3 separate regions of the Mus musculus genome follow, and regions 1 and 3 are each linked to region 2. A link is a loop called in an ENCODE intact Hi-C map of the cell type or tissue named here. Cell type or tissue: left cerebral cortex. All regions are shown on one strand. Each heading gives the region's core, and the rest is flanking DNA. Links, peaks and the distances in the headings are about the cores only.

Region 1 (10,920 bases), core at 1,890-9,889, 140 kb before region 2:
TGCTTTTTCTTCAATCCTTCAATTCCATTCTGATTACAAACCTGCAACCCATGGCTGCAGAACTCTATAAGGTTTTGACATTTGAACTCAAGCACTATAAGGATTTTTCCACATGTATCCCTGTTAAATACATGAAGATTGAAATTAGGATGATACTCATCATATTTAGTCTCCTGCCTATAAGAAAATCATTAAATACTTCATGTTTATCAACCAGACTTCTACTCCATGTGTTTTTTAATAAATACAATAGATAGAAATTTTTATCTTTTTTACAAAAGAAATTAAATTCATGTTAAGTATTCTGCAAAATGGTTACTCAATTACTGTATCATATACCTACTTTAGATAAGTATTTTGATTTAATCACCTATAATGACTGCATATTCATCCTATGTATATAGTACAACAAAATATAATCAATCGAGCATAGAATTTAAATATAGTTTCTCATTATTACACAAAATTCTTTAGTGTCCAGTGTTGAACCTATTATCTGTCTTTGCTGAGACAGTGCAAAAACTGGAATCTCTTACTTGAAACTTGCTACTTTTATAGATACTGACAATTTTTCTTCTAAAAATTATGTGCTAATTTATGAGTTATCAACTGTTTATCAAGAACTACTTCCCCACAAGTAAATATTTAGTTATGTTTTAAAATAATTAGAAGAAACTCATTCAAACAATAAAATGCATATATTATATAAACTTAATTAAATGGCTTCTATCATTTCTATAAGTTTGTATAAGGACTATTTTTTCCTAAGTTATATTATACTCAAAATCTAAAGTCCAGTTTGGGTAGACAAGTCTTTCTTAACTTGAGAAAAATATATAGATGGTAAAAAGGAAGTGGGAGTATTTACAATTGCCATGTAAGAATAGGAATGGGGTAAGTAGCAAATACAAGAGAGTGTTTACATTACACTGCCATGATTTATACTGTTGGCCTAACTAGAGTCTATTGTAGTAGCTCTGAGCATTAACTTAGGTTCTGGCATCAGAAGAATTCCACCATTCAACAAAGATTTGTTGAGCTTCTATATATACCAGGCTCTGTTCTAGGGTTGGGTATATGAGTGAACAAGAAAATGAAGAATGCCATACTTTCATATACTCTAGGCTCAGGGAAATTCATATTCATTCATTCATTCATTCATTCATTCATTCATTATTTAAAAAATAAGAACAGTGGTTTTAGAAATACTGGGGAAGGGTATGGATACCTTACACTTGGAGGCAAGGCAAGACTTCTCTGAAGTTATCCGTGAGATGAGCTTTTGTTTCATTGGCTGGTTTGGAGTTTTGTTTGTTTATTTTTTTTTGATACTGGGATCAAACCAGAATCATACTTATGAACACTCTACCACTCAGATACATCCCTAGCTCAGGAAAGGAAAAGAAGAACAGGACCTCAGAGAAGACTTGGGTTAGAGAAGGAAGGCCTAACTTGAAATAAGCTTGGCTTGTTCATGGGATGGGAAGAAGGCCATAGGACCCAGGAAAAGAGTGAGGGGCACCTGGATAGGGTTTTGGAGACATTTGTTTCTCTTCCAAGGTGTTAGAATGACATAGTCTACTTAAACATTGGCTAATACACTGCTTGGCACTTGCTACTGGGAGTCCTTAGACAAGATAGATGACCTATCTTAAAGTACAAGTAATTACATAGAGTTAACAGAGGTTATGCATAGAAAGCACTTTACAAATTATCTGGCACATAATGATTGTTCAGCAAATGTTTTTATCTAAATCATTATCACAGAATTAAATAATTATGAGCAGAATTGGGCAGAAATCACTATTCACATTTATGTGCAATAGTAACTAGTAACACTATCAAAATTCATTCTTTTTCCATATTCTGAGAGGTTACATATTTACATACTGAATATTGCCTCTGCCCTGACCCTCTAATACAGGGGTTTTCACGCTTCCTAATACAATTCTTTTAATACCGTTCCTCATGTCGTGGTGACCCGCAGCTACGTAATTATTTCATTGCTATTTCATGATTGTAATTTTGATACTTTTATGAATCATAATGTAAATAATTTTAGAGACAGAGTTTTGCCAAAGGGATCACAACCCATAGGTTGAGAACCACTGCTCAACTACGGATCTTGGTTATTTATGTGTATAATCATGCCCTGACTATCTATCTATCTATCTATCTATCTATCTATCTATCTATCTATCTATCTATCTATCTCATACACACACACACACATTAGATTACTATCTTTGTGGAATCCAAATCTCATATATAAAGCAGACAGGTAAGTGAGTATATCAGGGACCTAGCAAGTACATGGAGAACAAAGTCCTGGGAACAAGAAAAAGGCAGGCATGCTTCAGATGAAAGTATTTAATTTGATAAAAATTTAAGCTTTGGGTATCTAAAATGTATAACTGAAAATTGTCTGCCATGATTATGATTTTGTGGATTTACCTAACACTAGACATCATGCCAAAATCATGACAGAAGACCCAGCCCTGACGTGCATACTTATTGTGTTCCCATTTTGCTTCATCTCTTTAGCAACCCCTAAGAAACACGAAAGAACAACTTCTTGTATTTGTCAAGGTACTGTGAGTAAGAAAACCCAAAATTGTGAAACTTTCTGTACTTTTCTTTTGCTTAACTCTTACTTTTCAAATCATATGCTTAGATCTGTGTGTGTGTGTGTGTGTGTGTGTGTGTGTGTGTGTGTGTGTGTGTGCATACACACAAACCTTTGGGAAAGTTTATATACAGTAAGGAACCCAGTTTCTAGGTTTTAATACAAAGAGTCACAGGGGTCTTGGAAACAGTTGTCCACTGATCTTCCATCTCAACAAAAAAACTATTTCTCTAAATTTAAAATTGTGGACTGATTCTATATCCAAAGATGGAGAATCACAGTTAATTTGATACCAATTCAATTAGCAGAACTAGTAACATGGTAGCTTAGAAGGAACTAGCCCTTTTTATTGGAGATTGCTCTATGACATATAAAATATTACACTGCCCATTGTCTTATTTGGATCTCTACAATAACTCTAAGAAAACACTGCAGATTGGACATCTGTGTTCTATCGACAGAAAGGCTGACACTGAGTAGGATTCATCTCATTTTGTGTGTTCGCATGCACATGGAGGTCAGGGGACTATGATGGGTGTCAGGCCTTTGGTTTTCTTTGTTGTTGTTGTTGTTGTTGTTGTTGTTGTTGTTGTTGTTGTTGTTGGTTTGTTTTTGGTTGGTTGGTTTTTTTGAGACAGGGTCTCTTGTTGGTCAGAAGCTTCCTAATTAGACTAGGCTGTCTGTCCCAAAGCATCCCCAGTCTCTGTCTCTGTCTCCCAACTGCTGAAATTACAAGTGTGCACTGCAATATCCATTTTTTTACATAGTACTTGGAGATTGAACTCAGGTCTTTAAGCTTGCATGGATGCACTTTACTGACTGAGCCATCTCTCCACATCCAAAGCTCTTATCTCGTGAACACTAACATATTACATCTTTCCTTATATTCATCAACTTCAGTTCTTGCAACTGTCTTATAAGGTGGGGTTTACTCTTGTCATCATTAGCAGCAGCATCTACATGAGGATCCACATGAGTCATAAGAAGCTTGTTGTTAAGCAAGTTACCCTTCGTCACTCAACTAGTAACCTAAAGGGGTGGGATTTAAACCCAAGTAGATTCAGATTGGTAACTCTTGAGTGTGTCGTTAAGTTGCCTCTTGAGTGACAGCCTCTTCTGCCACCAATTTCAGTCCCTTATGCAGTGGATTTAACCATGGACAAAGGACATGTCTTGAGCTTACATAAAAGATTTACATCTCCTCCCTACATGTCTAAACATTATCAATCTGGGCGACCCGTGACTATGTTTCATCTCCAGCATGATGGAGAACCCATATGCAAAGTGCCTAGCAGAAACCCTGGCACAATGTATGCAACTGTCAGTTGCTGAGCCTTTGACATGTCTGGCATTGTGCTAAGTGCTTTGCTATGTATATATGAATATCATGAATATTAGAACTGTGTTTTTCTTCCTTGACATGCTAGATCCAAACCTGACTCTTTGGAAACTAATCTGGACAGTAAAGATATGTCCTTTTCATAAAAACAAAAATTTTTATATTGAGACACATAGGAAAATATGTTCATGGGTTATAAGGGACTGTCAGTGTTGAAACCACATGTTCATAATAAATTAAAGAGGCAAAATACAAATAGGAATACTTAAGTCTGAGCAGGTCTCGCAACCTAGAGAGGGTTTCCTCTTCAGGCAAAGAAAAATTTGACACAAGAGTTACATGTGTGCTCACACACACACACACATATGCACACACACAAAGTATAGTATAGCATAGTATAGTATAGAATAGTGTGATATAGTATAGTATAATGTAATATATATATATACATATATATATAATTTTCCTAATTGAGTCAATTAACTATAAACAAGTTATCTCCTTCAGTGCTTTTAAATAGTATGCCTTATTGATCTTTTTAAACTGAAAGCTCAAGAAATAAGGATTAAAGCATATTAACTGGGTTTTACAAAAGAAACCTAAAAACTATTTTCACAATTATTTTTTAGAAATTCACACATTCTGTAAACCAAAGCACTGCAGTCGCCCTTGCTTAAAACTGTGGATCAGAAAGAGGTGATCCCGAAATGTGGTTACCACATTCCTTCAGTCAACAAGTATTCACTAACCAAGGTCTTACACACTTTCTGTCAGATGAAGTAAAAATGGAATCATAGCACTCCATTTCTGATCGTAGACTCCACAGTCAAGAAAACAAAAGTAACCCCAGGAAAAGCAGCCATGAGTCAGATACGTGGATGGTTGCTTCCAATGTACCACACTATGATCAGACACCATAGAAAGGGTCACAAGAAATGGTGTGACAATGGACAGGAAAGCCACTCCTTTTCTAAGCACTGAGGGGTAGCAGGGTGTGTGTGTGCGTGTGCGTGTGCGTGTGTTGGCGTGTGTGCAGTCTTTTGTTGCAAGTCACTGAACTTCAGAGAAAGACTAGAAATGTAGAATATATTCCACAACCAATATAGATGATATTGATTTTCAGATGGTCTACTCCTGCATACTCATGCTGCCTCTCCCTTCTGTTCCTGCAGAGCACTGAGTTGTCTGTGTGTTCGCTTGAGCCCACGGAGAGGCCCAGATCACCACACGGCAATATCAATCATGCCTTTATGATTCATCTCTCCTAAAAGCCTGCGCTGAAATGATAATGCACTAACCTGTCTCCAGTTAATGGCAAAATAATGGTTGCTTGGGAAGAAAACACAATGAAGGACAATCTCATTTCAGGGCTGCAAAATAAGGAAAGAGGCAGTTAAAACATTTTCAAAAGAAATATTGGTACAATACAAAAGCAGAGCCAGGAATCTCATTTAAAATTGGTCTCCCTGCACAGTCCCCACTTCCCTTAAATGGAACTCTCTCAGTAGATCAGCTAACTCTGCACAGCCCTCCTGTCTGCACTGCATTTCTTTTTATGCAGTCTGTGCTTCTCCGCTCTCAGAACACTCCTCCACAAATGACTGGCGTTTACATCTAGAAAGAATAACTGGACAGTCTCTAGGCTGCTGCAAGACTCTTTCCTAGAAAAATGTTCCTTCCTTTGACCTTCTCCTACTTCTCTCTGCAGGAGGCCACACCCTTCACTTAGGGCTGGAGAGAAGTCAGCTTAACGTAGAAGCCACGTTATGATAAGAGTCCAGACAAAAGTCACCGTAAATACTGTAAATGCTTAAATATCTTAATAATTACATTTCTTAATACTTTGAGCATTAAGAAATCACCTTTTGACTTGGCATTTCAAATTCCCAATCTATATTCCAGGATTTTGGCACTAATGTCACCAAAAGGTGGTTGTTTTTAGAAAAGCGTATGCTAGTGTTGCTCAGGTCTGAAACTGCAGTTGTGAAACTGAGACACAAGCTGGAAGGTCCAAAGGCCCTAGCTCCTGTAAGCACTGTGCTTGACAGCAGCTATCTTTTATTCATTTCCCCACAACATATAATTAGTAACTGAGCAACTATACTTGAGCCAGAGAACAGTATATGCTATAGAAATCCAAACTTGCAAACCAGATTCAATAAGAGCCTCGTTTTCTTCAAATGTGACATTGAAGTAATCCGTTGCTTTTGAGTAACACTGAATGACATTCTCAGCACATTCAGCGATGGAATCAGAAACTTATAAACAACGGTCTGCTTGGCTTTGACAGTTACAGATCTAAGCTCTTATTTATATTCCCTGCCTAGATGGTTTGACCTCAGACCCTGTCCAGGAACCAGAGTGCTATCTTTGGCTCCTGAAGCAGGAGACTGAAGATTGAACACCGACAGGCATACATTTTTATAGGGACAGCTTTACGGCTGCCAATAACCAAAGCGGGGATTGCCTAGGCCTCTACAGATTGTTTGAAGTTACTTGCAACATGACTTTCAAAATGTTTTGATCATCCAAGCCTGTTTTACAGAAAACATTTGGGCTCAGAAGACTGAGGGAGGCAATATTTAATGACACAGCTCCTATCCGTGTCCCTCCCATTACCCTGATAAACTTGCACTTGTTCCTGGCATCCAAAAAAAAAAAAAAAAAAAAGAAAGAAAGAAAAGAAAAGAAAAAAAAAAAAACAGAAGAGGGTAACCACAGAAAACATTGCATCCAAGGGTTATTTTTAAATAGGGATTGCCACTAATTCCTGGTTACTTCTAAATAAGAGAGTAAGCTGGATTTACCAGCAGCCATGCTTTTTATAGCCGAGGGAAACAGTGTTTGCTAGTGAAGCCTCCTGCATATATAGAACGGTTACATTTTAAACCAGCCACACACCCACACATTGTGTAAACACAACTCATTTCTTTAAATGCACACACACACAAGTGCTTTTTCAGCTAGTGGGTTATTAACACATGTTCATTTAAAGTTTTCCGACACTTTTAAAATGTGGAAGTTTACAGAGCCAAGTGTGTGGAGTTGAAAATATAGTACAGACACTATTAGGATAAAATGTATTTTTTAAATGTGATAAATTATGAGAAAGCATAACTCAAACTCAAAACAGATGAGTGGTCGAAAAGGAAAAGACATTAAGAATTGTATTTGAAGATGTTCCCTCACACCCTGGGCCAAGTTTCTGGGAGCCAGATAAATTGAACTTGCAAGGGTTAGCTGAAAGTCTCGCCTGCACACCATGTGTGAAAGGGCCACCTTGAGACGTTTAAAATTCAACATTTTGATTTCGGGAAAGATTTCCCATGAGAAGGGTTTTAGAACAGGGAAACCCGGCTGTTTGTTCGATTTCCTTTCCAATGCCAAGAAAGGTACGATGGGGAGACATACCTCACAAATCTCTCTGTCAGCTGGTGGACAAAATTATAAATTTCAATCCAGTTATTTGCTACACTGCCAGACCTGAAAAAGGAAGATAAATTGATCAGAAAGACAAAAAGTGGGCCTTAATGGCAAACATTTCTTCAGTTTTAAAAGGCGCATGATGGGGGGTGGAGGTCGGGGGTCAGGGATAGGGGGCGGGGACTGACTCCCCTCTTCAAAGTTAAGTGTGCTTGTTCATGTCCATGTTCAGAGCTGAAACTTTAGTGTTTGGGCTGAATCAAGGAAACCAGGAAGACCACACTTCTTGGGGGGGGGGGGGGGGACACTTGCTTTGTACTGTTTAGAGAGAGACCTGGCTTTTCAAAATAAAAACACAAGCCCTCATTTCTCAGGAAATGCAAGCCACATTGGGTATATTAAGGCTTTCCCCCCCCCCCCCTGGCTCCCAGTGTGATCAGGATAAAATTAGGCAAACTTTAGAATGTCCGTGGGGGTCTAGGGGGAGTATGATAAAGAGGCACAAAAGTTCCTGGGAGGAAACGAGCTGCAGGTGGCCACACTACCGTTTCCCAAAAGATTCCAGGACAAAAAAAGCACTGCACGCCTCTCCTTTGGAGAACCAAGTAGCCCTGGAGTCTCGCAGCCCCTATTCCTGTACAGCTAATGAGCTTGCCTTTGAAAGGAGTCAGCCACATGCACACTAGGGAGAGTTCCCTCGTCGCCTCCCCCAGAATCCAAACACATCTCAACTTCAGTCCTAGCTGATTCAGAGCTGCCCTCCCCCCAGGAGACCCTGACCCCACAGTCCTCCTTCACTCACTTGTCCAGTACGAAGTACAAATCGAAGGCTTTTTTGCAAGAGGGCTGCTCCTGGGCTTGCAGCAACGACCCCGGACCGCCCACAGCCAACAACCACAGGCCAGGGAACAGCCAGCTCCCAGGGCTGCGCGCCCGGGACCGACCGGCCACCATCCTGTGGCCGGGGCCCGGCAGCTCTCTCTGGCTCACAGTCCCTTGGGCTCGGGGTTCTGGGCTCCGGGCTTCACAGAGCAGAGACGTGAAAGAGGCGGAGTCACCGGGGACTCGCCCGGGGGTCAGAGGCTGAGCGGGGCTGGGATGCCCTCTCCAAGCTCAGAGCCACCCAACAGCTGCCACTGAGGAGAGAGAGCGAGGTCCTGGGAGGACAAAGAGAGTCTCCGCAGCCGCCACAGCTGCCGCCGGAACTCTGGGCAAATCCCAGTGGACAGAGTCCAGTTCTCCCACTCCGGATTCCGGAGAGTTGCTGCAGACAATGAGGCCCGCAGCGACAGCTCTCGGGACAAGTTCCTCGCCTCCCGCTGAGTCTCCGGCGCCCACCCGGGAGCAGAAAGGCTGGCGTCTAGCTGCGGTGGTGAGCTGCGGGACAGGCACCCGCGGACCCCACGATCGCCGCGGGAACTCAGCCGAGTCCTCCTCTTCCGCCTCTCTTCCTCGGACCGCCCAACTCCTCGCGGCACTTTATAACTTTCTTCCCTGCCCCAACCTGGCGCCGCGCCGCGCGGGGCGAGCCTCTGCAGCCCGGGATGCTAAGCACCCGGGGGAGCGGCAGGCCGCCGGGCACCTCAGGCCTGGGGGGTGGGAGTGGGCGCTGACCGGTCTGCTCGTGCGAGCCCGAGGGCGGGGCGCCGGGAGGAAGCCCGACGAGCCACACAAGCACACTTGAGGGTTCGTGCTGAGCAGCGGATGACTAACGCCTGCCAGATTTCGGAAGGGAGAGAGGAGTTCTGAAAAACAAACGTCCTCTAGATACTAAACATATCCAACTCTCCCGCAAGCCTGGCCCGGCCTGTTTTCCCCAGCTGTGCTGGAACGGCCCTCCGCGTGGTTTAGAGACTCAGGACCAGCTGTCTCCTGGATAGTGACGGCCTTATGCCTCATCCCTCCGCACCTTTCATCCATCACACACCGACCTAGTGACGCAGGATTTAAGGTTTAAGAAAGGGGACTTCCTCTTTTCTTTCTCTTTTTTTTTCTATTTGATAATTTTTCCATTTTTCATTAATTCTGAGAGTTTCATGCGACGTGTACTGATCATATATATTTTTCACACACACACACCCAACACCTCCCTACCCCTAACTCCTCTGAAATCAACCCTCACCTCCCTACACACACCTCAACTTCGTGTCCCTTTTGTCAAGAACCCATAGACTCCAATTTGAGCAGTCTATATACTCCTGGTCCACGTGGGGACCATTCAATGGAGTAGGTTTAGCCTTCAAAGAACCACACCCTTAAAGAAAACCATAGCCCCACTCGGAAGCCTTCTACTGTGCATAGCTCCAGGGTGACCGGTGGGATTTCATTAAAAAAAAAAAAAAAAAAAAAAAGTTTCCCACTCCATGCTAGCAGGTTGACTGGCTTGATCTTCTGAGGATATTGTGCGACAACCTCAGCGGCTGTGTGTTCATGCATGCAGCAATCCCGTCATGCCCAGAGGCCAGCGCTGAGCTGTAGTGCCCCTGACCTAGAGTTCTGTGAATCTTTTCACTCACCTTACTCCCACCCTTTGTGGATTGTCCTGGAACGTTAAGGAGGGCTTGTGATTTGTATGTCCCATTTGTGGCTGGGCAATCCACGAGCATTTATTCTCTTCGATTTGACCATTTGTGGGTTTGTGCATTAACCACCATCCCCTGCACTGAGAAACTTGTCTGATGAGGTCTCAGAGTTGCGCTGGCTGATCTACAAGTAGAGAGACATGAATTCAGAGGGTCGTTTGCTTTGATGTCCATTTATTTGACATCAAAGTAATAGGTTCATTCCTGTGGCCCATGAGCACCACAGCCACAGGCTCTTGGAGTATCTTGGAGAAAGATACGTTTCTTTCTGTGGAGTGAGCCTTAATCCCAATCAGAAAACAGTTATCACCCTATATTGTAGAAATGAGCATATCTCTCCATGTTAGCCATTCCTGTGGCTTGCAGGCTTCACTGGTAGGCAGGACTATTGATGGCTTTTCTCTCTTGGCAGCTCACATAATCAATTCTAAGACTATAAGAGCTAGATTTCGGGAGACTACAGGTCAGTTCCAGATGGGTTCCTCAAAGTCCTGTGTCCAAAATGCATGGTGTCTACAGCTAAAGGGTCTTGACATCAAGTTCCGGTAGGCAACCAAGAGTAATGGTAATAGCCTGTATTGATTTTGGGACACCTGTGATCAACAACTTAAAGGAAGGTTATCCCACACCCCACTGGGCTTTTAATTTGCATCTCTCCCAGCCAAGACAAAGCTAGGAGCCAGTGATCACTTCGGTAGCAATGAAAAATCACACCTGGAAATATCTAGTCCCACTCTCCCTGAGCCCAGTTATCACGGGTTTCACCTTGAAAAGGCTAAGTAGTGGAGGAGATAAAGCCAGGTAACTTGTAAGCATTGTGCAATGTGTACATTAATATGTACAATTTTATGGTTACGTATGACTCAAAGAACAAACTGAATCACAATAAGACTTCATCCGGCGGTGAGCTCATCAGATCTTGCCAAAATCCTACAGGGGCTGAAGTTTGT
Region 2 (10,920 bases), core at 2,054-10,053:
TTGTTTGTTTTTGTTTTTGTCTTTGTTTTTGTTTCGAGACAGGGTTCTCTGTGTAGCCCTGGCTGTCCTGGAACTCACTTTGTAGACCAGGCTGGCCTCGAACTCAGAAATCCACCTGCTTCTGCCTCCCGAGTGCTGGGATTAAGGGCATGCACCACCACCGCTTGTCAGGATATTTTATGATAACAACAGGAAAAGAAACCAAAACTGACCCCCAGAACGGGGGGGGGGGGTGACCCAGGTGTGATGAATGGGAGAGACAAGAGGGACTTGGCTTGCTTTGAAACAGCCTAATCTCCTAAATTTAAGCTCAGGTCACTAAAACATGATTAACCCGTTCATGACTATGGAGCTCCAAGATCTAGTTACCTCTTTAAAGTCCCTGTCACTCAATATCATTACAGTAGAAATCTACTTGAGCTTCAGAAGGGACAAATTATATTCCAACCTTAGATATCATGCCCTGTTTGTTTTCTTGCACTTCTAACACTTTGTTAGCCCTGACTCTGATGAAATTCACAAAGAAAATTCTAAATACAAGTTAAGAATATGTGCAGGTGGAGTAGATGATACATACATACATACATACATACATACATACATACATACATTATACATACATAGGAAGGATAGATAGATAGATAGATAGATAGATAGATAGATAGATAGATAGATAGATAGATAGATAGATAATTTCTCACTATACAACCTTGGCTGGCCTTGAACTCATGATTCTTCTGCCTCTACCAAGTGCTAAGAAGTTTAGAGATTACAGGCTGGTATTATAAAGGCTAGTGTTTATTTTTGTAGGGGGGGGCAATTGGTTTTTTGTTAGGTTGGTTTTGGGATTTGTGTTTGTGTGTGTGTGTGTGTGTGTGTGTGTGTGTGTGTGTCTTTTTATTTATTTATTTGTTTCTTTCTTTATTTTTTGGCTAGTCATTTGTTTGGTTGTTGTTTTGAGACAGGATCCTCCTACACAGGCCATACTGCTTTAGAGTTTGCTGTGTGATATACTATTCCTTCAAGGACTATACTAAAAACAAAAGAATTGTTTAAAATAACAAAACAAAAAAACAAAAACAAAAAACAAAACAAAACCTTTTATTTGGATGGGAGAGATGGCTCTGAAGCTAACAGCACTAGTTGCTCTTGCAGGGAACCAAGGGTCAATTCCCACAACATTGGTGGTGGTTCAGCCTGCAATTCCAGTTCTAGGGGATCTGACACCCTCTTCTTTTTTTTATTAGGTATTTTCTTCAATTACATTTCCAATGCTATCCCAAAAGTCCCCCACACGCTCCCCACCCACTCCCCCACCCACCCACTTCCACTTCTTGGCCCAGGCCAAGTTCCCCGTACTGAGGCATATAAAGTTTGCACGACCAATGGGCCTCTCTTTCCACTGATGGCCGACTAGGCCATTTTCTGATACATATGCAGCTAGAGACATGAGCTCCGGGGTACTGGTTAGTTCATATTGTTGTTTCACCTAGAGGGTTGCAGATCCCTTTAGCTCCTTGGTTACTTTCTCTAGCTTCTCCATTGGGGGCCCTGTGATCCATCCAATAGCTGACTGTGAGCATCCACTTCTGTGTTTGCTAGGCCCCGGCATAGTCTCACAAGAGACAGCTATATCATGATCCTTTCAGCAAAATCTTGTTAGTGTATGCAATGGCGTCAGCGTTTGGAAGCTGATTATGAGATGGATCCCCGGATATGGCAGTCTCTAGATGGTCCATCCTTTCATCTCAGCTCCAAACTTTGTCTCTGTAACTCCTTCGATGGGTGTTTTGTTCCCAATTCTAAGAAGGGGCAAAGTGTCCACACTTTGGTCTTCGTTTCTTGAGTTTCATGTGTTTAGCAAATTGTATCTTATATCTTGGGTATTTTAAGTTTTGGGCTAATATCCACTTATCAGTGAGTACATATTGTGTGAGTTCTTTTGTGATTGGGTTACTGACACCCTCTTCTGACCTCAGAGGGCACCAAGTATGCCTGTGGTGCACATACGCATGTGCAGGCAAATAGTCACATGCAAAATAAAATAAATCTAATAATCTAAATTTTAAATCTTTTTATTTAGGATTTTCACCTATAAATCTGGATAACGTTGCTTTGCTTGGTGCTAACACGAACTCTTTTTTAATCCTTCTATTTTTAAGAGTTCTCTTTGTAACCCATCACCTGCTGTCAAAACCTTTATCATCCTTTTTTTCTTTCACTTTGAAGACTAGTTTCCCCAGACCTCTTTGGTGGTATCTATGGCCACGTGACTCAGAGCCAAGTCATGAAACCTTAAAGTACTTCTTTCACAGATGAAAAGAAACAGCCACATCTCTTTGCTCATCCCTTTCTTTAACATTAAAATAATAATTTGACACCTGGAGTTATAGCAGTATTATGGTGATCATGAGCCAACACATACACAGTTGTTAAATAATGTTTCTATACATCAAAGAAGTAAATAAGCTGCCTATCTTAGGGTTTCTATTCCTGCACAAACATCATGACCAAGAAGCAGTTGGGGAGGAAAGGGTTTATTCAGCTTACACTTCCACACTGCTGTTCATCACCATAGGAAGTCAGGACTGGAACCCATGCAGGTCAGAAAGCAGGAGCTGATGCAGAGGCCATGGAGGGGTACTGCTTACTGGCTTGCCTCCCCCAGCTTGCTCAGCTTGCTTTCTTATAGAACCCAAGACTACCAGCCTAGGGATGGCATCACCCACAATGGGCCCTCCCACCCTGGATCACTAATTGAGCAAATACCTTAAGGCTGGATCCCATGGAGGCATTTCCTCAAGAGAGACTCCTTTCCTTGTGATAACTCCAGCTTATATCAAGTTGACACACAAAACCAGTCAGTACACTGCCCAATTAAATTTCAGTTTCTTAAAAATTCCTAGTAAATTTGAAGCATTAGTATGTCCCAAATGCTTATAGCATATATTTTTAAAGCATAGTTTTGTAGATAATAATGCACATGTACACGCGTTATATTGTGAACAAGAGCCAACGTATTACAAATAAAAATAAAATAAGAATGCTGTTCGGCTGAACTTTATGTGGAGTGCCATGCTCTCTTAACAAATTCCTGTTTTGGTTATTAACTGTATTAAATACCAGACGAATAAAATAATGTTTATAAAATGTGCACATCAAAAGAAAGACCCTAGTCTTCAGCCCATCCACCAAGACGATCTTTGCCTGGGTTGTGTTTAGTTTTCCTCTTCCTTTTAAATAGTTTCCTTCTTTTGTTCAGCTCTATCTTTGGCTAAAGTCTAGGAACTGGAGCAAGGCCTTTGATTCACTACAGTAAAGTTAACCCTGCATCCTCCCCCCACAGACACACAACCCCCTTCCACATACAAAGCGCTAGGCTGACAATGAAGCAAATTTCAAAGCAGGAAGGCTCTCTGTCAAGATACTCAAAGGCCACCTCCAAGGCAGAGAAGTTGATCTTTTCAGACCTAGTCGGGCTTCTAGATAGACAAAGGTACAAGACAAACTACAGAGAAGGAAGTCTTGCAGTGAAGGTTGGAATATGGGTCTCCTTGTGTTTTCAGAGAAGCAACCTCGACCGCCAGGTTTTCTCAAGGGTCCCTCAGTTTCTCCAGGGTTCAACAGCAGGCATACCCCTGCCCCAGCCTCCCTCCTGCGATCCTGCATATGCTTTCGGGCTAAACGGCCCTTTCCCTGGTTATCTCCTCACGGGATACATCTGCTGGGTGCCTAGCATCCTCAGCTCCGCTTTCATCTTTTCGTGTCTCAACACATTGTTTCCTCCAGCCCTGATGGCAGTGTGGAAGGGAGCCATCCCACCCGGCCGCGCTTTGGGATTGGCAGCGAATGAATGATTGGCAGCGGGCATCTCTGTCAGAGCTTTGGCATGCCGCAGAGTGGGAGCCCCGTGCTAATGAATGCCATCTACACCTACCAGATGTGCCACTGGGTGACATGCCAGGTCTTTTACATAATGCCATTCTGCCGGACACGGGACAGCTGGGGGTGGGGGTATCCGTTAATGCCTTGCAGTATGAGTGGGTCTGTCTTCCCTTTATTTCGTTTTTTTTTATTCAGGCTACCGTCTATACTGTCCATAAGCCCAATTAGCTCCCATTATGTTGCCCTTAAGACTATAAAGCTGAGGATGTCAGCTCGAAATTGAAGAAACTTGAGCTCAATAAATAACTCCCCTGACCTCCCGCACACACAAAAATAGCCTCTCTTCTACTTCCCTGAGTTTGCTCTCGGCCTCTCGGCTGCCATCACTAGAGAAACCGCTTAGACGTGTATAGAACAAATCGCAAGCACCTGAGATATCTGAAATTAAATAAGGGGAGGGGAGACTCCACACGTCTCACCCCACCTCACCCCATGTTAAATGAACACGAATGAGCTTCGCACGCTTCGGTGGCCCCCTGATTCTTCTCGCTGTCTCCATCAGCAAGAAACTAAAGAGTGTTTTCCTCAAGGGAGATACCTTGTCCAAAGTGTGTGTCAAGTTATGGATAAAGTTTGGGGGTAAGAATGTTTCCTGAAGTAGGGTGAAGCGCAGGGAACTAGAGACCTGGTGGGTTGAGGGTTTCCACTCCAGAGGGTGAACTGAGGCGCTCAGGATATGCTAGATTGTCCCCTACGCTTCTGCCACATCTACCCACAGAGGGTACCCCAATCTAGGCTTCCTGGGGAGAGCAGACCTCAGATCCTCCCTAGATAGACTCCTACCTTCCTCACACTCCTCCTCCCATAACCGCTACTCTGAGACCAAAAGGCTTCGCTGCCACTAGGCGCTGCTCCCACGCGCGGGCCACTGCCCTCAGCCTAGGTAGGTTCCCCAGGCAGGGCCAGTCCCTGTCACCCGCGCCCCGCCCGCCGCCAGGCTCCAGATGGCGGTTCCTTGCGCTCTGTTTGCGGTCCCCCAGACGCCGCCCCGCAGCAGCCGGCAGCCGCTCCCTCCCTCCCAGCTGCTGCAGAAGAGCCCAGTACGGATCGGAAAGCCTAGGCTGGGATACCGGCCGGACCGCGGTTTCAGAGCGAGGGACTTCAGAGGTCGGCTCGCCCGGATTGAGCGCCCCCACATTCCGCAGGTAGGAAGCAGGGGATGCTCACAGGGACCGGAGCCCGAGCTTGCCCGCAGGCGACCACCCGCACTCTCCCTTGACCTTCCTTTTCCCCACCCCTCCTCCAGCGCGTCGAGGGCGGGGCTGGGGCTGGACCACCCGTGGGACAACCAACAGTGGCTGCGCAGCCGCCAGGAGAGGGCGCCCAGCAGCTAGAACCTGCTCTGGAGGCAGGCTGTGTCTGGGCGCCGCACCCCAGCTCAGAGGAAAGCTGCTTCGACCGGAAGGACGCCCCCTTCCGTCCGAGAGTGGTAGTGACCACCACAAGCTTAACAGCCCACTTCTCCGTTTTTCTTCTGCTCTCACTTGCTTTCCATTTCCTCCCCTCCTCTCCTCTCCCCTCCTCTCCTCTCCCCTCCTCTCCTCTCTTCTCTCCTTTCCTCTCCCCTTATCTCCCCTTTCCCTTCCTCCCCTCTCTCCTCCCCTCTTTTCCCTTCCCCTCCCCTTCCTTCCCCTTTCCCTTCCTCTCCTCTCTTCTCCTCTCCTCTGATCTTCTTCCCCCCTTCTCCCCTCCCCTCTCCTACCTCCTCTCTCTCTCTCTCTCTACCCTCCTTCCCCTGCCTTGCCTAGTTCTCTTTTCTACTCTTTCCTCCGCCCTTGCATTTCGGTAATTTCTCCTATTCTTACAGTCCGTACAAAGACTCAGGAGGAGTTTGTCTGCCCCTGGGAGATGCTATAGAGGGCGATGGGTTTCCTGCCCTGACTTGTTGCTCTGTACGATGCCTCCCTGGGTGGTGAGTCTAGCCATCAGCCCGGAGTATAACAACCCCGGGAAGTTGGGGTTTTCCTCTGACCGTGACGGGGGGGGGGGGGGGGGGGAGAGGAGGGGGTGTATTTGATCAGGGAGTGAGTGTTATGGTGAGGAGCAGCGCAGCCTCAGAATGTGAAGCTCTGGGTTCCCATTGCTAGCCAGAATAAGTGACGGGAAGTTCAGTCGCTTGCTCCTGAGCTCCTTCCTCCCAAAGCACTCGGGACACTCCGCACACTCCTCCCTTAAAGAAGACATTCCTAAGATGGAAAGTCAACCTCCGAGACCAGTCCTCTCTGTTTCTATAGAAGCTGAGGTTGGGGATGGAGAAAAGACGCTATAGGCCACGATGGCCTGGCCCCTGCGAGCCCATCTGACGTCCCCTTTAATCCCCAAGTGTCCCAGCGCGTGCCCACAGTGCCCTCCGGCCGGAGCAGGTTCCATAAGCTCTCAGAGTAAATCCCCTCGGAAACATTAATCACAGCGACCAGCAAGTGCAAACTGCGAGCCCGCCCGGTGTCTGCCCCTTAATCCCTCCCTCTGAAAAAGCAGAGGCGGACAGGGGCTCAGTTTATTCTTTACAGGAGCGGTCTCTTGACCGACTGGACGTGCTTTCCCGAGAATTCACGAAACCTTGACAAAAGTAAAGGGATGTGAGAGTGGAGAAAAGAAGTGAGGGGAGATAAGCGGGAAACTGGGGTGCAGGTTAATTACTGCGGAGTAACCCTAGCCAGGAGCCCAGAGATTGGACAGGAACGGCGGCACTGCGGTGGGGGTGGGGAGCAGTTGGAGGAACAGAACGCTGGGCTAGGTTGGGAGCTGGAGTTGGAACCCAGTTCTTTTCCTTCTGTGCTTCAACCCACGTGACCTCACGTAGGCGTTGTCCCCTTACAAGAATCAGGGTTTGCCCCTTTGGGGCTTGTTGCTCGCACTTGAGATTTCACTATCATGTCGTTCAATTAATCATATTCCAGTTCTCCTATTTTATTCAAAACCGTCTTCCAGTTCCCTCATAATCGTAATTTGCGCCATTGCCTTTTATCTTTGATTAATTAGGAAGCTGAAAATGATAATGGAGGGTTGGACCAATAAATTAGCTTTAAGAACAGACGGACCGACGTCCAGGGCTGCTGTGGGTGGGCACTGCAAAAGGGGGTGGAGGGAGAGTAGCGGCTTCCTGGGGCGAAATACACTAGCCGGCCTCAAACACGTGAGCTAGCACCACTCCCTGACTGAGTACTGAAAAGACCCCTTCCCTAGTTTGAGTCTGCACTTGGAGAGCGGCTAGTGAGGGCGGGCTTCACCATTCTTTGTGAATTTGAGGTTTAGAGACGCCCCTGTTGAAAATATTTCTTCAGCGAGGAGCTAGAAAGTTATCTTTGATTTTTGCCCTTTCCTTCTCTCTCCCCTTACTACTAATCGAGAGAGTGCGAAAATCTAAAATCAGCCCGTGGCTCCCAGGCCCAAGAGGCAAGCCCCCTTTCTCCTTCCACGAAATCGTTCACGCCTCCAGACGGGCTAAACGAGAGAGCACTTTGCGGCTCTTCACGGCTTCGCTCCAGCCTCTTTAGCTTTCAATTGAAAACCAATTAAAGGTTTCTATAAATCTGTTAGCTCCCCTTTTATCTGGGGACCCCTGATGCATGCGATATTGCCCTTTAGATGGCTCTTCCGTGTTTTGTTTTACAATTGTTGTATCAATATAATGCGGCCTTTCTTCTCCTGTCTCTATAGATACAGATACACAAGGAAAACCAGAGCTATTCAGGCTCATTTGTCCAGGAGCCTAGCAGCGGTGCCCTTTCTCTGCGGCTGCTTTCCCTGGTTCGGTAGCAGCAGTTATGGTAGAAGCAGATGGCTGCTGATTGGGGGAGCTTTGTGGCTCTAATGCTGAATACTTTATGGAAAAGGACTTTACCATGCTTGGTTGGGCAGAGGAACAAGAGGGTGAGATTTACGGCCAGGAAAAATAAATCTTTTTCCAAGTTGTGGCTCCCTTCTCACCAGTGTCTCCTCTGCCCCTGGGGTCAAACAGTAAGGAATTGGTCTGATTTGATTTGATTCGCCTTTCTGCTAACAGCATTTTTTAGTCAGGATCTGCGTGGAGCCTGCACCGAGAGCCAGAAGTTTATGAAAGACCCCAGGTTGCGGATGCTGCTTCAGCACGGGCTCACCCCGGGGTGACAAGCAGAAGGACGCGCTCTTAAAGGCTGTTGGAGGCCCTGTTTTCCTGTCTGTCTTGCTGAGCTGAGCGAGGCTTCCTTGCTGGTTATCCTATTATCGGTGAGGAACAAAAGGGGAAGCCAAAGCCAGAGGACAGACACTAATCTTGAAGGAGAGAGGAAAATGACAAATATGGAGAGCCAGGTGTGCTTATCACTTTGAAGGGGTTTGAGCTGGAAGGGAGTTTAAGGGATATCTGGGAATGCAACACTGTTTGGAAGGAGATTTAAATTCAGTTGTTGAGGGATACACACAGTGCAAGCCTCTGCTGGAGGACAAACTCACCTTAACACATACCCTTTACTGTTCATCTTCTCTTTATCTTTCCTGAGTTTTGCTTTTCTTAAGTCAGGTGTATTTTGCCTCTGCTGCTGAAGTGTGTACCCACCCCCACCCCTTGCCTGTAGATGCTGTTTTAAAGCACTGTCATACACACACACACACACACACACACACACACACACACACCGCATTAAGACAAGCTAACCAATCTCAATGCTGGCTCTCTTTCTACTTCAGGTATAGTCCTTGTTTTCCCGACCATGGAAATTCCATTTTTCCACTTTAAGAAACTTCCAGCCCTCCTTCTTGTTCCAAAGTCCCTTTATCCTGCATTCCATATTTTATCCTGACCCTAGAAACTTGTTGGAAGGCCGGGGCAGCTTCCAAAAAGGTCACAGTTTTCTACCAAAAACTTCCTCTACATCTCTGAAGCACACTGCTGCCCCACATTCCAGTAGGAACCTTTACATCTTGTTTCCTTCTAGAGAGGAGAAAACATTTAGTAGTTGAGGTAAGACTCAAAACTTATACTCACTGAGCATGTCAGACAGAAGCATTTAGATGCTTTGGACGGCTAACTTCTGGCCTTTTCCTAAGTCTAGGCCAAATGTTCTACCACACTTAATTCTTATGCTGACACATGGATTTTTTTTCCCATTAGATGTACTCTTCCTTCACAGGAAACAGCAGCACAGAGAAGCTGCCTAACCCCAGCATGTGTCAGAGCTGGGACCCCAGCACAAGCCTGCTCTTGCTGTATTGGAAGTTCAGAGAGGTTAAGAGGTTCTCTCAGACACCTAGCTAGCTAATTGAAGACTCAGAGCTCAAACATACACGTATTCAGCTTGCCAAATAGAGAGCACTTAACTACTGTCTCCATTATCCTTTAGAAGGAGGAATTTGGGGATCCACAAATGTTTCTGGATTCAGAGACTGGGCTGGAGATTTCAGATAGCTGAAGATCATAGCTTAGGGCAAACATAAGTAATTCTGGCTGCGGAGAGTGTGTGCGATAGGAGGAAGCAGCTGCTAGGTTAGTAGTAGGTACCAGCACTGGGGAGGAGGAAGGGGGAAATGGAGGTTGAGGGCTAAGGAGAGCTTAGCCCTGTCTGTCGCCCAAATAGCATAGGAGCTTAGGGCGTGGCTTGCTAACTATCCCTAGGAAAATTAGCAGTGCTCTGTGCCTGAGGGCTCTGGGGCGGCTGCTCTAGACTCAGCTGCTTGCTCCGGGTTTGTAGGGGGCCAGGGATGGGAAGGCTAGACACTTCCTTCCAGCCAGGGCTCGCGGACTTGTGAACAGAGGCAACTGGTTACAAGGCCTCAGTTTTGACTGTAAAACCTGAGTTAACCAGTAAACACATCTACAAGTTCCCCATCTTTCTGAGAGCCTTACCTCTGACAATCCCTCTCCTGAATCTAACGTGGCACTGTGATCTGTAGCACCTCCCAGGCCCGAAGTAGAGCTTCCCAATGGGAATGGGGGAAGGGGAGGAAATCATGTCCATTCCTTTTATCCGTCTATCCTGCCCTCCTGCAAACTCTTGAGGGCCCTTGCGTGGAGAGGCAGCCAGTATCTTCGATAGACAACCCATAACAGGTTTTGCCTACTACGTCTCCCAGTGCCTCCAACCAGAAGTCCTCAGCCTTCATTGAGCCCTCTGGAAAATGGGTGAGCGATACACTTCCCAGCTTTCCCAATTAGGAAACAAAGTGATGCCACGGACATCACTGGCATGAATATTTATTTGCCCTGTAGTACCTATTTCTGTGCGCAGTCGCAGTAACTTCATAAAAGGGCTCCTGTATTGCCTTGCATTCACAGATGAGGCTGAACACATGACGCATGCTCCTAGAGCAGGAGCTAAACCCAGTGTATCTCCTCTGGTTGGGGCAGTACGCCTGCCTGTGCGCCTGGTGCTGGTTTTTCTTGAGTCAGGGCTCTAGGCTTCTAACTAAGAAGACTTGTTCATTAATGAAGGCATTGAGACCTCCCCAGGATGTCAAAGACTGAAATGAAACTAGCCCTGGCTCTTGGAAGTAATCCCTTACCATCTGCCCAGCAACTAGCTTTCCAAAACTTGCTCTCCCTGGTCCCCTCACAGAGTCCTCATTGCGCTCCCTGTGGCAGCTCTTGCCAGCTAGTTCAACCGCAGGAAAACGGAGGTTGAGCTAGGTCACTGGCTGCCCAGCCAGTGAGAGTGCTAACACAGGGGCACTCGCAAAAGCTGGGCGACCAGCCAGGGCTAGGTCGTGGGCAGGAGCAGGTGGGGAACGATGAAGGTGAGAGAAGTGTTTCGGTTAGAGCAGGTTTCACCCTGGACACCCCTTTCTACAGGGGTCACCGAGCACCTAGCAAAAGGCTTTGAGAGGAGGCATTTGGAAGGTGGGGGAGTCTGGGGAAAGTGACAGACCTTAGAACTTCACTGAGCCTCTGCTTTACCAGGAGCACCAAACAAATCGGTTGACCTGTCCCTGCTCTAAGTTCAAGGTTCCTCGGGTGCATCTCTAAAGATGCTCCCCTCCCCCACTCGCTGTGGGCGCCAT
Region 3 (10,920 bases), core at 1,044-9,043, 570 kb before region 2:
CCACCTGTGTTTTTGTGGGGTTCCATGACCTATATTCATACATACATATACATATGCATATGTATATGTATATACATTCTAACCCAATGAATTCTAACTGCTTATTGTGGGTCCAGTTTCTGAAAAGCCTCTCCATACCACTCATTCTGGAGTCATGTTTTCTCCATGGACCTTAGTAATGGTGCCCAAAGTGGGGTTGTTCTCTTTTTTAAGTTCAGAATGATGGGCATATAATAAAAAGAACTAAATCAGTCGACTATAAAAGATATGATTTCTTCTCTAGTGTTCATCGACTTCAGAAAGCCAAGTTAGTCTTTCCTAATTTCCCAGTGATTTCAATGCACCATGTAATGGTGGCCACCTGGTTAACATGGCAACTCTCTTTGCATTTGGACAACCAGGACTCAGCTGTGTAGACCATGTGTTATCACTCAGGGCTTCCCATAAATTTTATTCCCAATCTCCAGCTAAAGGATCACTGAATTACTGTGTGTGTGGATAGGACTGGCACACACACATTAATGACTGTGATGACATTTAGAAATGGGTCATTTTCCCCCTTTCTCAATAAAGATAGTCTTTGTGGGATTTAAATCATCAATGCTGGCTCTACCTCCCACCCAGTGTTATGTCACCATAAAAATATTGAAGTGTAACAAATGATTTGCTTATCTGTCATTACTAATGAAATAGTTGGAAGCAGCTTAGAAACCATTTTCTGCTTTTATTTAGCTGAGGAAAAATTGGGTTCTATGGCTTCCTTTTTATGCAAATGAGCATGTCTACTCTTTTTGTCGACATTATTATGGAGGGATATCATTGATCATGTCCTCGGGGTAATAAATAATTACTCTACTAACGTATTGCTCTGAAAGAAACTGACATGAAGTAGTTTCAAATTAACCACTGCTAATTGCATGCATTGTTTCCTACTTATTACTGCAATCTGATTAACATGCTACTGAGTAGAATTGGCAGCCAAGGTTCTTCCATGCTCTCTTAACTTCTTTTAGTTTTAAAACGTGGCTAGATGTGGAGTTTATACTGACTTAGAAGGTTAGAGCATCAGTGCAGAGGGAAACAGACCCACGGCGGTGAAATGAATGGGACCACTCCTATCGTTTATTTAATGTTTATGAGATTATGTTTAAAATAGGTGTCTGATTTAGACTTCAAATAGAAGAAGTATGCTTTATTATATTTATAATACTGTGTACATTAAAAATTCATTAGGGCCTTTTGTCACCAGTTTCCTTCAGTAACTCTCCTATATGAAAGAAGGGAGCCCCAACTCAGTGTAACACGCAGTTTGCTTATAAGACGAGGATGAGTTAATTTTGTCTTTCTATCCCTGAAGTTGCCACAAATATCCAAATTCCTGTAAGTTGGGACTCTGAAAAATGTTATATTTTGCTATTATGATAACAAATAATAGCATAATAAATATTATGATAATTATATTAATTATATCTAATTAGCACTATTAGTTAGCATCTCAAAATACTGGGATGATACAAAAGGAAAATGACATTGTTATGCCTATAACTGTAACCCCAGTGATGCTCTCATCACAGCCACTAAATTACTGTCCTTAGATTGCTTTATGAACGTTTGGTCTATGTAAGTACTTACACACATAATTGTATAAACAACACTGGCCATGCACCACATACATATATTGTTCTATGCACCTTACAGTGACCAGCTCATTCACTCTTAAACGTATCTGTACTAGAGGCCCAAATAGTAAGCAGTTGAGGAAACTGAGGTACAAAGAGTTAAGGAACATTTTCTCAGTGGTGGGATAGACAAGGTAGAGCAGTGCTCTCGGCCTTCCTAATGCTGTGACCCTTTCATACAGTTTCTCTTGCTATGGTGACCCCCAACCACACAGTTTTTTCCATTGCTAACTTATAACTGTCATTTCTCTACTGTTACAAATCCTAATGCAAATATCTGTGTTTTCCCATGATTTTACGTGACCCCTGTGAAAGGGTCATCTGACTGAAAAGGAGTTGTGACTCACAGGTTGAGAGTCACTGCCATAGAGTCTGTCTCCTCTAAAAGTCATGAGTTTTACCCAAGTACCATGCTGGGACAGCATATGTCCCTGGAATACATACACTCATTGTCTGTAGCAAGGTAAAATGTATTCATTGATGGGTGATTCTTAGGTCATCTTTAGCCCCTGTAAGTTGGTGTAAGATCGGTTTTTATAGCTGATAATACTCCACACTGATCTATTTATGAATAACCTGCTTTTTTCTATGCATCCGAGTCCTTGCCCTTTATCATGCAGGCTAAAATTTTCTCAACACCCACATCCCTGTAAGTCCCACAATCATATATAACTCTATCCTTCTCTTGACTTAGACTATACATGTCTTTTCAGAGCTGAGGCTAATGACTTCATGTTCGTATCTTGAAATCACCAAAGCAGAATTGTTTAGGGCATGAGAAACACAAACACCCATACCCCACCTCGTCTTCTATTCTACAGTACTCTCTATGATTCACTATTATCCTGTCCATGAATGAGCAGTTCCCCTGGACAGAGGGTTTCTTATACAGTTTTCTATATTATGGAGTCCCTGTTGCATTACAATGCCAATATTCATGGGTCTGAACCTTTCCTGGACCCAAAAGAGTAACCCACAGTGGTAGAATTTCAGCATCTGGGCAGCCTTGTAGCATATGGCCCACGAGCTTTCTCTTTCAATTCTGCATCCATGGCAGATATCACTAATCTGCCCTGACATGATGGAATTTGGCTTGAGCCCCAGAATCCTCATCAACAAAACAGTCTCTGATCTGGACAGCCCCTGCTGGTCTTGATATCGGAGGAGTTCAAATTATTTACTATACCTAGACTCAGAAATTCTTTTTCCTCCTTATGATAGATAGTCATAGGCTTCAAAATGAGGACCATATAGGGAAAATGACAAAAAATTAAATATCTGAGCTTAAGGTCTAGTTGTCATTCTACCTGATTTAACATAGTCACTATGCTATTTATATGTACATACATGTGTGTTCCTGAATGTATGTTTGTTCAGTTAGTTAATGAAATAAATATATTTGAAATCATTCAAATGTCAATATTCTTTAACTGATAATCGAGAGAAAGGAGCTTAGTTTTGACAAAAAAATGTTTAAAATTTTACAATTAGGATGTTATCTAGAGATAGAACAGTCTAGAAAATAAAATGCTGTGCACTCTTTTGCCCTTTACACTATTATGACTCTGATGTTTCAGGACGATTCCTCTAACTTTTGTTTAGCTTTGGTGCTGAAGGTTGAATGTGGACCCTTGGCCCGCTAAGCACTTTATCACTGGGCTGAAAGTACAGCCTCTAGAGAAGGTACAGGTTTGTTGGGCAGTTGAAAAAAGAGTATTGGAGATATATTGATTATAAAATTGAGTGGTTTGGGGTCTATGTGGAAGGGTTCATTGGCTCATTAACGCAGAGACAAGTGATTGGTGAGATTATGTGGCCAATTTATACACGAACAAACTGACTTACTAGCTACATATAAAACTGCCCGACCATGTGAAAATAACCTGTGTGCTTGCAATAGTTAAATAGTTCAAGGGTTCCCATAAAGCAGGGGAGGTTTACGGCAATATCTGAGGAAGGAGGGGAAGGCCTGAGGCGATTAGAGAAGGCGTGCAGGCACAATTCTCGATTAGGAATGAGCATAAGATGGGGACAGGTAGAAATAAAAGAAAGGAGCAGCACACTGTCAGAAAGGGCTCTGCAGAAAGGAACGACTTATTTACCGGACAGTGATGTCAGGTCGGGAGCATCTGCAGTAGGAAGCTGTGGTTATGAGGAGTGCGCAGGCGCACTAGATACGCGCTTTATGTAGATGTGCCTGCCAATTCAGTCTGCAAAACCTTTATATTTGGTACTTTGGGTTTTAGAGCCCAGTATGGTAGTCGTTATGGGAATCTTTACTATGTAAGGGCTGGCTTCTGTGAAAACAAACCCAAGAGTTTAAATTTAGAGAGCATGGGTTTGAAAGTCCGATTGCTGCACAGGATGGTTGACTCCATGGGTTGCCTGACCTCTGGGAACCTTCCTTTCTCCATGCGGATAAAGTATGTAGCTGCTGAGGATTGGAAGGCATTTGAGGAATAAGTAATTATGCTCATTTCCATCTCTACTTTGAGACCATTTGAGAGACCAGTGCAGGACTTAGAGAGGAAGAGATGAAAAGATTTGTGTGAATTGTAGTAGCTTCAGGTTGCCGAGCAAGGTACACGCAACTGGGCTCCCTAGTACTGAGCCAAAGCTGATTCTATTGAGTATATTTCAGGAGTCATGAGATCTGACTAAGCTGTTTGGAGCATATATGACATGCCTTCTGGAAATGGCCAAAACCACTTAGGTGATAAGATTTTCAGGGGTTCAATTTCAGAAAAGAAATTGGGTGAGACAAACAGCGAGCCTCCACACATCACCTGGACACTATTCCAGTGTAATGCTCCAGGCTAGAGTGGCCGAATAGAAGGCGTGATATGTATTAAAGAAACAAAGGTATCCCAGAGGCAATTGTCAGGGCATTAAGCAGAGACATGCAATGGATTCCATGTGAATTGGGAAGTGGGCGGCAAGCTTTCACAATTATCGCGATACAGGCTTTTCTCCTCTCCCTTCTTATAAGAGCATCCAGCACACATTCAGAAATCTGGCAACTGAGCAAACTCATGAGTGATAACTTCAGATCAGCTGGACGTCAGAGGGCCCCTGGAGAGGTTCATTAAAGCCAGTGTTTTTAAGCAGCCAGAGGGCAATGAGAACCATCAGCAAGATGTTTAAACACTCGATTCTGCCGATAGCCCAGCCAGCTTTTAACTGTATCATGGAAACTGTCCTGGGGGTGCAGCTGGACATGAATCCAGCTCTGCGTTGGCACAGCCAGAAATTCTCTTTTTGCAACAAATCTCCACCCTGGTGAGGTTTGTATAGTTTTGGCATTTTCATTGCAGATTAGTGAGTGAATCAGCCACCAAGCCAAGAAAAGGAGAGAAAAAAATCTCCAATAAAAGTCAACCAAATCAAGATGTCTTCATCTATTTTTCAGTGGAGGGAAATATAGCTGGTCTCCGTGATGTCAGGCGTTGCATTGTATGCATATGGGGGATTTTGTAACATCCGGTTTTGTAGGGCATGATGAAGAGGAAGCCTCAGCAGCATCCCTTATTATTTAGTTATTTTGCAAAGCTTGAGTAGTGACACTAATGTCAATTACACAAGCAAGGGAGAAACCAGAGGCACTCGAATTCAGGAAAGTAGCCAAGTGTACATGAGAACCGAGGAATGTCACCACCAGACGGAGGAAACTTGCAAACACCTATCGGCATTTTTAGGTAGAGAATGTTCAAGCATATTGCCGGTGGGTGCTGCCTGTGCCTTCATTTCTCTGAGATTTAAACTAAACAGATATTAAAGGCATTTGAAAACAATAAAAATGACAGCTTTATTCACGTAGATGTGAGCATACGAATGTGCGTGTGTGTGAGTGTGCGTGTGTGTGTGGGGGGGGGCACACAGGGGCATGCACAATGTGTGACTGTTGCTCATTAGATGGTGCTTTCCACCTCAGGTCTTGTAGAGGCGAGGGAGCCCTCTACTGATTAGAAACTGTACGAGTTGCGAACTTATCAAGGTTACTTTTAGTCCACTGCTTGCATCTCTTCCTAAGGCAGGGCATTTTGCTCATGTCTTTTTCAAATCCTAAGAGAAGTATTTTTGTTTTTATTGTTCGTCCTCTCTCTCTCTCTCTCTCTCTCTCTCTCTCTCTCTCTCTCTCTCTCTTTCCTTTGTTGTTCTTTTTCAAGGAATTGACGGTGTTGGTAATATACTTGCACAGGGGCAAGTAAATTCCGCTCACCTTTCACTGTAAAGGTGATTTTTGCTTTAATTCAAAGAAATCACAAAGGTTTACATGATTGTAATATGAATGTGAAACAGAAATAACATTCGACGGTTATCTTGGTTTGTCCAACTTGTTTTTTGGTAGATGCATTTTTTCGTGTATACTTTTATTTCTGAAATAGAAAAACATTAACTGAAAATGGTAGCAATGTGAGCTGCCTTGAACAGGTTTGGATGGGCTCTATTTTTATAGTTGTAGTTGTTGTTATTCTGTTTAGCTTAATATACACAAATGAGCTACATAGGGGTAAATTAGTAGCTTAGTTCCTTTTCTGTTTATCAAATTTCAGCTTTGCGCCTTTACAAAATAATTACAGACATGCTTAAAAGACTTAAACCAATAGGGGGGAAATACAATCAGACATGCTTTCGATCACTTTCAGCGTGGCCGGGTTCACTGTAGTATAGGGTTACTACCCTTCCTCACCCCAGCACGATGGCAAATTATGTAACATGAGGAGTAATCATTCCTGTTTCTAATAAGAAATTAATATATTTCTTAGAAATTTACATGGAATTCCATTCTATTTGTATAAGGATTTAAAGAGGAGTTCCTGAAACCATGTTTTTCTTAGATGTTCACCCTCAGTTTGTGTCTGAGTCTACCATGCTGCCTTGAGCTCTAACTCTGTGTTTCTAAAAAGCTTGATGTGTAGAAAGCATGGTGAGATAGCTGGCTAGGGTGCAGGAGCACTGTAGCTTTATCTCAGGTCACCTTTTGGCCCCAGCACCTATGCTGTTTCCATGCCAGCACCTACTTCCTCAGTGGTCCACCCTTTCTTTTTAAGTTCCTGAATTAAAGGGGACCCTTAGCTTTGCTTGGAGTACAAATATGAAAACATGTAGCAGGTAAACCCAAGGTGATCAGTTCACTGTTCATTACAATCACCATAAGACATGCCTACTGTGTGCCACCTTACTCACATAGTCTAAAGGTCAATTAGTGCTTCTCGAGTGCTGTGTCCTCAGGGACTCACTGGCTTTATTTCCTAGTAAGGGCAGAACAGCTGAAGCAGCCAGTCTGCCTCTGAATACTCACCTACAATGAGTTTGAATGGAGCTCATTTCTTCTGGCCTTTAGTGTCTTTAGGTCCGAACATCTATTTCTTGTTGGTTTGACTTCACATTTTTCTTGTGTATGTGAATAAAAATACATTGCAAGTCAGTTCACAGCGCAGAGCTGATTTGCACAAGCCCTGCTACATAGCTTCTGATGCTTTCCGACTAAAGAAGTTCAGAGTCATCAACTATCACGAGGTTCACAGTAGGCTTTTTTTATTCCTGTCACTTGCCTGTGATCCCTCAGCAAAACCCTGACACTCAGTCCTTCTGATGTGGCTGAAGGGCTTAGTCCTTGTTATGACCAGAAAATTGGCCACCTCAGCATGGTGTCAGCAGCAGATTCCTGTTCTGTATACAATTTAAGCCTTGCTGACGCTCAGAATGCAAATATGTCTTGGGTGACTTGGTTTGTCAGGCTCTCTGATACCTGCTTTGGGTTAAGGTGGCCGAGCACTTTAACAGGGAAGCCCTACTTCAGTTAGGGTTGTTTGCCTATCACAATAAAAAACAAATCCCGTTGAGGATGTGTCCAAAGTGTGCACATTCATATGTCTATGCAAATAGCATCTTATACAGCAGAGCGCTCAACTCAGCCCCCTCACATGGAATGCTCAGTGCCTGGAGCTACCGTAGCTTGAGTTTACTGAATGTTGGAGACGAATCGTTCAGGGTCTATGCTTTGTTCAACGATCAGGAATGGATACATATAATTTGGGACCAGAAATAAAATCTGCACAGGCAGAGGGAATTTAATCAAGCCTGAAAAAGAAATGATTATGTTACTTTTTGGAAAGAATCATCTAGTCTGCTGCATTTCCAGTGAGTTAATTTAACTGTCTGGGCAAAAAGTTCCATGTTATTCCAGTGTTATTATGTTCTTACCCACTAACCAGAGGAACAGCATTATTTTAATTTATAACTTGTTATTCCTCTTCATATGTAACCAGTAGGTCAGCAAACCATTTCCTTCAGAGCATAGAGTTGCCTGCTGAATAAAATCAAACTGGCACCTTGTACATTTCTGACATGTTTTGTCCTACCGCAGGACTGAATTGTCATGCTTACATTTGCTCTGCATAAACCATTGTTCTTGCAATACTTTTTTTTTTTTTTTAATGAAAGACTCTCCCCACCTAAAAGCTGATGGGGCACAAGTCACAGTGTCTCAGGAGATCATCAGGCTGGAAATGTAGTTCTGGTTCAAGATCACAGACAACACAGGAAAAGGACACCCTGCCCAGGAAAGAGCATGGCTGCACTACCCAGCCAAGCATGTAACTAACCGTTTAGTCACCTTCTCTGTCTATGAATGACAGGAGTACATTTTCAACAGGCAACCAATTTGGTCTAGAAGGGTTATATTGCAAATCCTCAAAGATTGCTTCTGGAATGTTCTTAGACATTATTTTAGATCTTTTTATGTTGGTTTCACTTCCCGGGCATTATTTCACTGAAAAACCTAATACTTCTTAAAATTAAAAAACAGCCAATGGTTTAATAACAAATGCAAAGTGGTCCTGTGCCAAGGACATTTTAAGAACAATCAGTCACTGCTTAAGACTCATGCAGGTAGGGCTACAGAGTATAAGAAGTGCCCTATAGTCTCAGGATTCCAGGTTTAGTACTTAAGTGAGGATTTGTCAATAAACTAAATCACTCATGGAATCCATGTCACTTGGGAATAAATTGACCACTCTATGTGTCAGCATAGATAATCATCCAATGGTCTGAAAATGGAAAACCCAATGCTGATAATTTCTTTCCATCTATGGTAATGAGCAACTTGGTCATTATCTGAAGTTGGTCATCTGTAATTCAAGTGTGTCAGTATTTAGGGAACCCTGTAAAGACTGGAGTGTGGCACTGTCTGACTTAAAGTAATCTGGATTCGCTGGATTTCTGCAGCCTCTCCCTTTACAAGACTAAACAGAAATGCTATGCTCTCACAAACAGAAAGCAGACCAGACAAGACAGAGCCAGTTTGATCCTATTTTTAACACGCACTTGTTATGTCACCTCGGGCACAGTCCCAAACGTCTACAGCTCAATTTCTTCATCTGGAGGAATTACACAAATCATACATTAATCTAATAGTTGGCTGAGAATGCAAGAGGAGTCAGGAACAGAGTGTTCAAGCATTGCTAAAATTCGAACGAGGATTATTTATAATTGTATTTAACACTATGTTGGCTGACTCTCCTATTTTCAAAGATAAAATAGTTGTTTCATCTCTGTGTGCCACAGGTTGTTTGAAGTATGTTACCTGCTGACATGGCATATAAAATTACATGTGTAAAGACATGTTTGTTATTATTATTTTTTTTTTTAGCTATAAACAGGCACAAAAAACTGCCAGATGCTAAGGTTTGGAAAATGTCTTGCTCGATTACACTTAATTTTGGGGTCTTCTGATATCTACTGTTTAAACAGTGACAAAGTAAAAATGGGAAGATAATTCCATTGCTCAGCTACCAACATATCAGTGGTAAAGCAGCATTGTTTGCCATCAATAGATCAACTGAGATGAAAGTGTTCAATGTCATATGCATGAAGGAGCTGCAACAGCAGAGTTTCCATTTTCAGAGAACAAATGGGACACTGTGTATTATTCTTTGGAAGTGAAATCTTCAATTTGTACAAATCTCCTTTCTTAAGATTCACTGAAGAGTTTGAAATGTAAGTGGCAATTAACCTAGTACTAAATATTCCTTGAATCTAAGATGTAAAAATTTCCATGGCTGGATTGACCGACTCTTCATATTCCCCAGAAATACTTGCAGTCACTGCTGAGTTTGTAACTTGCTCTGTGTCATCCTGAAGAACTTCTAGGTAGCAGTTTAGAGCTTTATTTAGTGGGCTTGGACTGCTCTTGGGCTTGGACTGTTCTTTGACTAAACTTCCATAAAGTTACTATGCAAGTGTCAGAACTCTTGCTACCAATATGAAAAAATACACATAACAGTTTAATAAGTTTATGAACTGACATTTAAGGCTTAAACTAATTTAGAAGAATTATTGAAATGACATTTTATTTCAGGCCTTGCCCCCAGCCCATTTTATTAATTATTAGAATTCAACACAGACTGGAACATTCAAAGAAGCACAAATGTATATAAAAGAAGAGAGGAGCTTTCCTCAAGTGTCTTAGTTAGGGTTTTACTGCTGTGAACAGACACCATGACCAAGGCAAGTCTTATAGAAAACAACATTTAATTGGGGCTGGCTTACAGGTTCAGAGGTTCAGTCCATTATCATCAAGGCAGGAGCATGGCAGTATCCAGGCAGGAATGGCACAGGCAGAGCTGAGAGTTCTATGTCTTCATCCAAAGGCTGCTAGTGAAGACTGACTTCCCAGGCAACTAGGTTGAGGGTCTTAAGCCCACACCCACAGTGACAAACCTATTTCAACCAGGTCACACCTATTCCAACAAGGCAACACCTCCAGATGGTGCCACTCCCTGGTCCAAGAATATACAAACCATGACATCAAGAAAGACCATTTCTCTAACTCTCAGTGGCCCTTAGCTGCCTAGAGTCCTTTGGCTAAGGGTGGAGCCTAGTGAGATGTCTCTATTCCTTGTTAGCATGTTTAAGATACCATTCAGGTCTTGTTTAGGCACGCATGGTGAGTTGGTTATCCAATACCAGGCTGTTAGACTTGAAATCATATATGCATACATGTAATATTATGCAGACTAAACTGGCTGCATTTACATATTTAGGAGAGTGTGTATATGGTGTGTGGTATGTGTGTGTGTGTGTGTTTACAACAATTTGAAAAAGAAACATGCATTTGAAAGGTGAATGTGTGTGTGTGTGTGTGTGTGTGTAATAACAATTTGAAAAAGAAACATGCATTTGAAAGGTGTGTGAGTGAGTGTGTATGTGTAACAATTTGAAAATGAAACATACATTT

The links. Peaks named below come from ENCODE experiments on the same cell type or tissue, not always from the same donor. Only the 100,000 strongest peaks of a DNase experiment are listed, where the experiment ranks them.
Region 1: a loop joins it to region 2, with 2.3 times the contacts of the local background. A loop is called at or near these places in 16 of 42 quality-filtered maps.
Region 3: a loop joins it to region 2, with 2.5 times the contacts of the local background. A loop is called at or near these places in 2 of 42 quality-filtered maps.

Annotation. Positions count from the first base shown.
Region 1 is chr5:98,022,208-98,033,127 of GRCm38, forward strand. Antxr2 (anthrax toxin receptor 2) reads right to left here and starts at 8,810. Exons shown (of 17, transcript NM_133738.2): 1 at 8,191-8,810; 2 at 7,377-7,448; 3 at 5,264-5,335. The coding sequence starts at 8,342. Gm34226 (a long non-coding RNA gene) reads left to right here. Exons shown (of 3, transcript XR_389370.3): 2 at 2,545-2,589; 3 at 5,138-5,273. It also overlaps Gm42759. In left cerebral cortex, for the core only: no CTCF peak of the experiment used is centred there; DNase peaks (open chromatin) are centred at 5,498, 6,859, 8,069, 8,322 and 2 more places; H3K4me3 peaks cover 1,597 bases; H3K27ac peaks cover 272 bases.
Region 2 is chr5:98,162,410-98,173,329 of GRCm38, forward strand. It overlaps a transcript of Prdm8 not described here. Among named protein-coding and RNA genes, the nearest start is that of Prdm8, 13 kb to the right of the region's middle. In left cerebral cortex, for the core only: a CTCF peak has its summit at 5,307 (motif pointing right); DNase peaks (open chromatin) are centred at 4,898, 5,294 and 6,647; H3K4me3 peaks cover 2,312 bases; H3K27ac peaks cover 582 bases.
Region 3 is chr5:97,593,352-97,604,271 of GRCm38, forward strand. No RefSeq gene overlaps it. Among named protein-coding and RNA genes, the nearest start is that of Gm34029, 38 kb to the right of the region's middle. In left cerebral cortex, for the core only: a CTCF peak has its summit at 5,639 (motif pointing left); DNase peaks (open chromatin) are centred at 5,546, 7,400 and 7,543.